2 separate regions of the Homo sapiens genome follow, and region 1 is linked to region 2. Evidence: chromatin loops called from intact Hi-C (ENCODE). Cell type or tissue: Calu3. All regions are shown on one strand. Each heading gives the region's core, and the rest is flanking DNA. Links, peaks and the distances in the headings are about the cores only.

Region 1 (2,500 bases), core at 1-2,500, 63 kb after region 2:
GTGTTGATGAAGCTGTTTCAGAGCAGCGCTAGCCTGTAGGCTTCCAGTACAGTGATGGGGAACTGGGGACACCTGCCCGGGTTGGGGCTGCTGCTTGAGGACAAAAGAGACAGCCAAAGGATGACTCTACTGCCATCCAAATTGCCTAGGTCTCTTGAGAGTTGGGGGCCAGGCCTCTTGAGAGTTGGAGCTTTGTCAGAACCAAAAGGACTCAGCCTCAACCCCAGCAGCATCTGCCCACCATGGCCTGTCCCTTCCCTTTCAGCCTGCTTCTGGCCAGTTGGCCTCCTGGTTTGAAATGGCCCCTCACCTGCTAGGTGTTCTTTTAGCTCCTTTAGAGAGTCAAGACAGATTCTCCTTTGACCTGCACGGAGTAATCAGCCACATACATCTCAACAGCTGGGTGGGTTTTTCCTTGCAAATTCAGAGCGTCTTTAGAGCTGATTTTTTTTTTTTTTACATTAGTGATGCAAATGTAATTTGTGGCCGGAAGGACTTATGACATAACTACCATCCCTGCAACTAATGAACCCACCCTCACAGCTTCCTTTGTACCCATTTTATAGGTTAAGAGACTTGGCCCAAAGACAGGCCTGCTTAGTAGCTGTACTCCTGGCCCAAGATGAGGCTCCCTCCCTCCCTGCCCTCCTCCCCCGACCTCTCACTCCAGCTGCTTCCTCCCCCTGCTCCCAGGCAGTGTTTCGGCGATGGCTTGAACTGGGCTGGTTGCTCCATCATTGTCCTGCTGGGCCAGCAGCGTCGCTTTGACCTGTTCGACTTCTGTTACCACCTGCTAAAAGTGCAGAGGCAGGACGGGAAGGATGAAATCATTAAGAATGTGGTGAGCAGGCTGGTGGCTAAGGCCTGGGAGGTGGGGCTGGGCTGACAACCAGGCTTTTACCAGAAAAGCAAACAAGGAGGAGCTGCTTGTGAAGGCCAGCTCCCCACACGGCAAGTACAAAGATACTATAGGCTGGGGACCTGCTTAGAGGAAGTCGTGAGGTCGTGAGTCACCCACTCATCACCTACTGCCATGAATCAGTTCACCCCGAAGGGCAGGGCTGGGCTCCAGACCGGGAGCACATCTTCCCTGTCCCAATCAGACTCTGCTGATGCCAGTTTCTCACCTGTACAAATATTCACCAAATACCAGAGTTGTACGGGGCACCTGGATGGGATAGGTACTGGCGTGGGGTGAGCCAGGCTGCTATGGGAAGGGAGAGAAGGACCCTTAAACCAGGCTGAGGGCAGAGAAAGCTTCCCAGGAGAGGGAGGCTGTGTCTGGGCTGACTCCAGAATGGCCCGCAGCAAAGAACCAAGCAGCAAAGGTGGTATGGGGCGGGTAGGATGCTCCAGACAGCAACAGTGACAGCAGAGGCACTGAGGCAGGAAGGCGGATCGAAGGGTGGGTCTCAGGGACCCAGTGAGAGGAGAGAGAGGTAAGAGCCACCTCACAAAGGGCTTTTTTAAAAAATACACATAAAATAGTTTCAATGGTAATTTTCAGTATATGATTCAGTGGCATGAAGTACACAAGTATTGTACAATCATTCCCAACATCCACCTCCAGAGATTTTTCATCTTCCCCAACTGAAACTCCGGGCCCATTAAAAAATAATTCCATTTTCTCCCCAGCCCCTGGTAACCATCATTCTACTTTCTCTATGCATTTGACTACTCTAGGTACCTCATATAAATAGAATCACACAGTATTTGTCTTTTCGTGACTGGCTTATTTTAGTTAGGATGTCTTCAAGGTTCATCCATGTTGTAGTGTCCAAACTTCCATCCTTTTTATGGCTGTATAATATTGCATTGTGTATATAGACCACGTTGTGTTTGTCCACTCAGGTTGCTGTCACCTTTTGGGTATTTTTGAAAATGGTTAATTTTGGCTACCATGAAACATGGGTGTACAAATAACTCTACAAATTTCTGCTTTCCATTCTTTTGAGTATATACCTGGACGTGGAATTGCTGGATCGTATGGTAATTCTATGTTTAACTTTTTAGAAACTGCCATTCTGTTTTCCATAGTGGCTGCACAATTTTACATTCCCACCAGCAGTACACAAGAGTTCCAATTTCTCCACATCCTCATCAGCACTTATTCTTTAATAATAGTCATCCTGAGGGGTGAAAAAGTTATCTTGTTGTGATTTTGATTTGAATTTCCCTAATGACTGTCACTGCTGAGTGCTATATTCATGTGTTATTGGCCATTTGTATATCTTCTTTAGAAAAATGTCTATTCAAGTCCTTTGTCCATTTTTTTAATTGAGTCATTTTTGTTGAGTTGAAGTTCTTTACATATTCTAGATATTACTTATCAGATATAATTTGTGATTATTTTCTATTTTTCGGTTGCCTTTTCATTCTCATGGTGTCCCTTTGATGCATGAAAGTTTTCAATTTTGATGTAGTGCAACTTTTTGCCTTTGCTTTTGATGTCATACCCCAAGATATTATTGCCAAATCCAACATCATGAAAATTTTTCCC
Region 2 (5,794 bases), core at 708-3,207:
CTCTGCTCAAAAACAGTGGCCCTTGGCTAGACCTAAACCCTAGGGTCACACACACCCATAGTGGAGTCCACCCTCAGAGGGGAAGCCAGGGAAGAGAGCACGTGGCCCTGGAAGAGGCTTGAGCCGCCTGTAGAAGGCTTCTCAGAACTGGTTCTAGAAGGGGAGAATGGGGCCTGAGTGCACACGCCCACCTTGACCTTATGGATTCTTTGCCTGGAGGGAGGTCCGCTGATGACCCTTGAAGCTCAAAGTGCAGGTCAGAGGCCTCGGTGACCTGGGTCTGAGGAAAGCACTAAACACAGCGCTGGGGTTTTGTGTTCTGCATACCACGTAGGGTGTGAGATGAAAGATCTGAAAGCTTTTTGAATCATTAACCTTATGGAGCCAAGAGTCTGGTGAAAAAAGGACCAAAGGTTAATCACATAAATATTAAACATGAAAGACTTAAAATATTAAATCTGACAGTAAATAGGATCTGTTTCCTTTGACTCTTACCTAGCTACTGCCTTTGCCCCATCTCATGGTCATGTCCTGCTCTTGCCATTTCTGAAATATTTGGTTTGATTCTTCATGTCTGTGTGAATTATCTTCCCACCTGAGCATCACAGTCTATCACTGATGATGAGACCCTGAAATGGCAAGACTTTATTCATTAAAAACCAAAGTTATGTAAGCAAAGTTTGAAGGAAGGCGCTTTTAAATGTGACTATCAACTTCATAAACAAATTTGTGGCCACATGTGGTGGCTCATGCCTGTAATCCTAGCACTTTGGGAGGCCAAGGTGGGTGGATCACCTGAGGTCAGAAGTTCGAGACCAACCTGGCCAACATGGTGAAACCCCGTCTCTACTAAAAATACAAAAATTAGCCAGGCATGGTGGTGGGTGCCTGTAATCCCAGCTACTTGGGAGGCTGAAGGATGAGAATCACTTGAACCCGGGAGGCGGAGGTTGCAGTGAGCCGAGATCACACCACTGCACTCCAGCCTAGGTGACAGAGCAAGACTCTGTCTCAAAAAAAAAAAAAATTGCAAATCAAAGAAAAATACAATGAAAATAACATCCATCTGAAGAGATGGATGGGGAGGCTGCCGAGTTAGCGGACGAATTTGAGCACTGATGGGTTCTGACAGTCTGTCTGTTGCATCCCTCCAGGCAGGCGGCCTCGAAACAGCTGAGGAGAGGGGCCGTGGGGAGATTGGGTCCTTTTTGAACTTTGACTTGTCTGTTCACTGACTGAGGACCCTGAGAGCAAGGGACCAAATCTCCCAAACTTAGCCACAGAATATTTTTCCCCTTCAAAGCGTCTTTCCCCAGAATGCACTCTGGGCAATCCTGCCTGACTGCTGTCTTTCAGTTGGCTCAGTTTCTGTCATAAAGCTGAACGGGCACCAGTGATGTTTCCTGCTTCCTCTCCACCAGGTGAACCTGTGTTTTGATCAGTTTGTCTACAAGCTGGCAGACCAGATCTTTGCTTACTACAAAGCCATGGCTGGCAGGTAGGAAAGCCCCAGAGCTGTGAGTAGCAATCTCTTAAGACTGCCACCTAGAAGACATGATTTTCTGTTGTGAAACCTCCCTTCTTCTTTAGCACCTTAGGAAAACAGAGCCATTCCACGGACCCGGACTGGGTGCTGAGATAGAGTGGAAAGGAAACTAGGCAGATAAAGGGCTAACCTCACACAGCCTGCAGTCCAGCAGGAAAGACAGACATCGACTAAAAGCCGATGAATGCACAGTGACAAGGAGGTTACATGCTGTCTGTGAGGGAAAAGCTCATGGGAATGTACGATGGTTAAACCTTTGGGGGCGGGGAACTAGAAAGGCCATCTTGCGGAAGTGGCATCTGAGTTCTTATCTGAAGTTGGTAGGAGTGAAGGAAGTAAAACGAGGTGAAGGATGGGGCAGGACGTTGCAGGCAAAAGGAACTGCTTGTGCAAGGACCCTGCGGTGGGAGTATGATGATAACAGCATGCCAACTTCACAGGGCTGTGGGAGGATTCCTGTGGATTAATACATGTCAGTGTCTCTTCACCACCACTAGAGGGGGCAAGCTGCATGCTAAGGCTGGGGAGTGGGCAGGGCCAGAGCACACCAGCTTTGTAGCTGTTTCTCCCGGGAGTGGAATGCCTCCGAATGGTTTCAAAAGTACAACCGTGACCCGATTCGATTTTTATTTACTTTTGAAAGTTTACTCTCTTAAAAATATAAATGTATGGAGAATGAATTGGAGAGGAATGGGTGTGTGCAAACCAGACAGGAGGCCAGTGAAGAAGTCTGGATCAGAGATGTATCAAGCTTTAGAGGCTCCTTGGTATTGCCAGTATATGTTGATTCAGACCCTCGTGAGTTCTTGGGTTTCAAGGACCTGTAACAGCATTGATCGAGGAAAACCTCAAATTTTATATATAGGTATTTCCTTTCTTATTGGAAATCCAAACATACCAACCAGTAATTTCAAGGATAGTTCCTTACTTTAATAATTTTTCTATGAAAAGGATTTGCTTCATTTTGCTTTTAACAGCCAAAGTAGCCCTGATATATTTCAAAGAGGAGTTGATGTGCAGCACACACAAGTGTCTGTTAACACAGGATGTGCATTAAATAACGCGACTCTTAAATGCTGTAAAGTATTGAAAGCATGCACGTAGGATTTCAAGGAAAGCAGAGAACACAGCCTTTCACAAAGTAGTCAATAGGCATCTGTGGATTGAATGGGATGTGGTTCTAACAGTGAGTTGAGTTTCTGGCTTCTGTAAGACAATTCTGATTCCAAATACACTGTTCCATCATCTATATAAACAGACTCAGGCGTGTCGAACCCTGGGTCTTCCTTCTTCAGACATATGGGCTTTTATCTACACCCTTCCCTGTAAGATCAGTGATTTTTTAAAGTGTGGGAAGTTGAGGAGGTTGAGAGATTCAGGGAAAGCCCAGGAAGAAAACCATGAGCTAGGTCAGTCCTGTTCATTCAAAATGCCATGTGGCCACAAATATGAGCCAGAGATGTTATTTTAAATTTTTTAGCAGACATATTTTAAAAAGGAAAAAGAAGCAGATGAAATTAATTTTAATAATATATTTTATTTAACCCCACATATCCAAAACATTATAATTTTGACATACACTCAATATAGACATTATTAGAGATTTTTCATTCTTTTCTTCTAAGTCCTCAAAATCCTGTTTACAGCCCATCTCAATTTGGACCAGCCACATCTCAAGTGTTCAGTAGGCACATGTGGCTGGTGGCTACTACTTTGGACAGTGTAAATATAGATGGTGTCTCTTTCTTGCGTAAAACCTTTTGGTGCCTTTTAGTTATGTCTAGAATACACCTAGCCACTTTACTATGGCCTGTGTGGCCCTACCTGGTTTGGCCCTGGTCTCATGTTATAAATTCATTTTGCACCATGCTCTCCAACCTGCACTATACTTTATCCACACTGGCCATCTTTCCTTTTCTTAAATGTAACCAAGCTTGTTGTGTAAATGATAGTGTTCCCTTAGATCTTTCCAATTTTATCATTCAGGTCTCTGTTTAGCAAAACTTCTTTAGAGAGACTTTGGACTTCCTAACTCCAAATGATCCCATTTTCTTATTTTCAAAGCACTTCTCCTCTGCAATCCATGCCTCAGTGTGAAAGATAGTAACACTCTCAGCTCATAGGGTTGTGGTGAGATTTAAAATGTGTGTGTGTGTGTGTGTGTGTGTGTGTGTGTGTGTGTGTGTGTTTGTGTTTAAAGTGCCTGGGAAATAATAAACACTATGCAACTGTTACCTATTATCTGAAATTATTCCATTCCTCTGTTTGTGTTTATATTATCAGTCTTTCCTCACTCGAATATAAACTCCATGAGGACAGGAACTTTGTATTCCCAGTACCCAGAATGTTTCCTGGGATACACCAAGCAGGCACTCAATTGCTTTTGCAGTAAATGAATAAAAGAGGAAAGTGGCTCAACTTCTGTGTTGCCCATCTTTAACTTAGAAACTCTGTTTCACATATTGAGCTTCTGTGACTGAAAAGAAATTTGACGTAACTTGTCTAGAGCAGAAAACAATTTTACTTAAGTTATATAAGATAGTGCTCTGTGGGTAGATCCTATGATCTGAAATAGATGTATCTGGGCAGTTGAGAGTCATTCACAATCTGTTTACTGGCCTTGTTTCACTTTTATTCCTTGCAGTGTCCTGTTGGATAAACGTTTTCGAGCTGAGTGTAAGAATTATGGCGTCATCATTCCGTATCCACCGTCCAATCGCTATGAAACACTGCTGAAGCAGAGACACGTCCAGGTATGGGGAGCAGAAGCCACCTTGGAGATGGAAGGGGCAGGAGAGAGCAGCTGCGAAGTTAGCATAGAGATCAGAAATCAGGCCTGGGTATTGTCTGCCCGGCATGTTGCCAGTGTGGATTTCCGAGCCTGGGTGTAGCACAGCCTCAGGATCTCATAAACAATAAAGAGGCATTGGGCTTCCTTTGGCTCAAGTTCTGGGCTTCTCCACCCATCTATAGCCAACCTCTGACAAGTTATGGCAACCAAAGCCTTTGTCTTCTCATCATAACCTGCAGCCCACTTTTTTCAGCTGGGACTGCCACTTAGAGATGGGTAAATCTGTCCCTGAACAGGGCCCAAGTGCCGGTCTAAGTGAGGAAGACTGTGGCGCCTTTGAAATGAAAGCATGTCAGGGCAAATCCACGGTAGAAATTGGGTTTTTTGTGTGCAGAGTTGGTTTCTATTAACATTTGACCCTATATGTAGAGGAGATGTTGCTGGGAACTGAGAAACATCCCCATTTAATAATATTAATGTGAGGCAGACAGACAGCATAAGAGATGCCCCAGCAGATGTCGAGCCCTCCTCCTACAGCCCTGCTGTTGGCCAAGCGGGTGGCAAAATGGCCTTTATGCTGTGACGTCTGTGTGCTTATTATGTGGTCCTGGTCTTTGTGAAAGGGCCAGGCTGAGGCTAAGATCATGCCAGAGGTGAAAAGGAAAGAATTCATCTCAGAAACCCTGGACATTCCCATTACTATGAGAAATCCAAGGGAGATGGAGAATCATTAAGAGGGGGGAAAAATAGAATTTGTACTTCTGTCAACAACAGGGGCTCAATGAGAGCTTTTCTTTCACCCTTTCAGAAGATTACTGCTATCGGTTACAATGCAGCCAGAATTAGCCACAGGATATTAAATACTGAGGGCTTTATGTGTGCATAAGATGGCTATAAGGGGCCCTGGTCAGTTGGTAGAAAATTGATGCCAAAAGAGAAGTTGAAAAATAAAATAGTTAAGAATAATCATTTGACACCTAGCAAAGTGCTGTGGACACAGCAGGTACTCAACAAATGTTCATTGCTATCTACATAGCAGCTGCAGTAATGCCCGCGTGTACCCCAGTGGAAAGTACCTTAAGTTATATTTTCCATTCTGTAATCAGACCTTCATCCTCTTGCTTTTAAATTTTCCCTCATGAAGGCACAATGTGGGCCCTTGCTGAGGCAGCTGCTGTGCCCTGGTGACTGAATTGAGTGCAAGAAAGATGGCAGAAAGAACCCCAGGGCTAAATTTGGGATGTCAGCAGAAACACTTATGGGAAGCCAGAGCCTACCCTGAACCTCTTCCCACAGCCTGAGTGAATCGTATTTTTCCTAAACTTCCTGTGTTTCAAGCCTACAGGGAAGTTGAAAGAATAATACGATAAACACTTATTTATCCCCTAGCCAGATTTGCAATTATTAATGTTTTACCATATTTAGTTCACATTCTTTCTCTCATGTATGTATTTTCT

The links. A loop is a pair of places that touch in the nucleus more often than their neighbours do. Peaks named below come from ENCODE experiments on the same cell type or tissue, not always from the same donor. Only the 100,000 strongest peaks of a DNase experiment are listed, where the experiment ranks them.
Region 1: it touches region 2 in a loop (4-fold over the local background); 3 of 110 quality-filtered maps call a loop at or near these places.

The regions. Positions count from the first base shown.
Region 1 is chr5:157,389,828-157,392,327 of GRCh38, forward strand. CYFIP2 (cytoplasmic FMR1 interacting protein 2) reads left to right here. Exons shown (of 31, transcript NM_001037333.3): 30 at 694-841. The region is part of intron 1 of NIPAL4-DT (NIPAL4 divergent transcript); the gene reads right to left. Among named protein-coding and RNA genes, the nearest start is that of FNDC9, 45 kb to the left of the region's middle. RefSeq lists an enhancer at 220-1,419. In Calu3, for the core only: no CTCF peak of the experiment used is centred there; a DNase peak (open chromatin) is centred at 954.
Region 2 is chr5:157,326,552-157,332,345 of GRCh38, forward strand. It overlaps CYFIP2 (cytoplasmic FMR1 interacting protein 2), which reads left to right. Exons shown (of 31, transcript NM_001037333.3): 19 at 1,422-1,498; 20 at 4,191-4,299. Among named protein-coding and RNA genes, the nearest start is that of FNDC9, 16 kb to the right of the region's middle. In Calu3, for the core only: a CTCF peak has its summit at 2,019 (motif pointing right); a DNase peak (open chromatin) is centred at 2,050.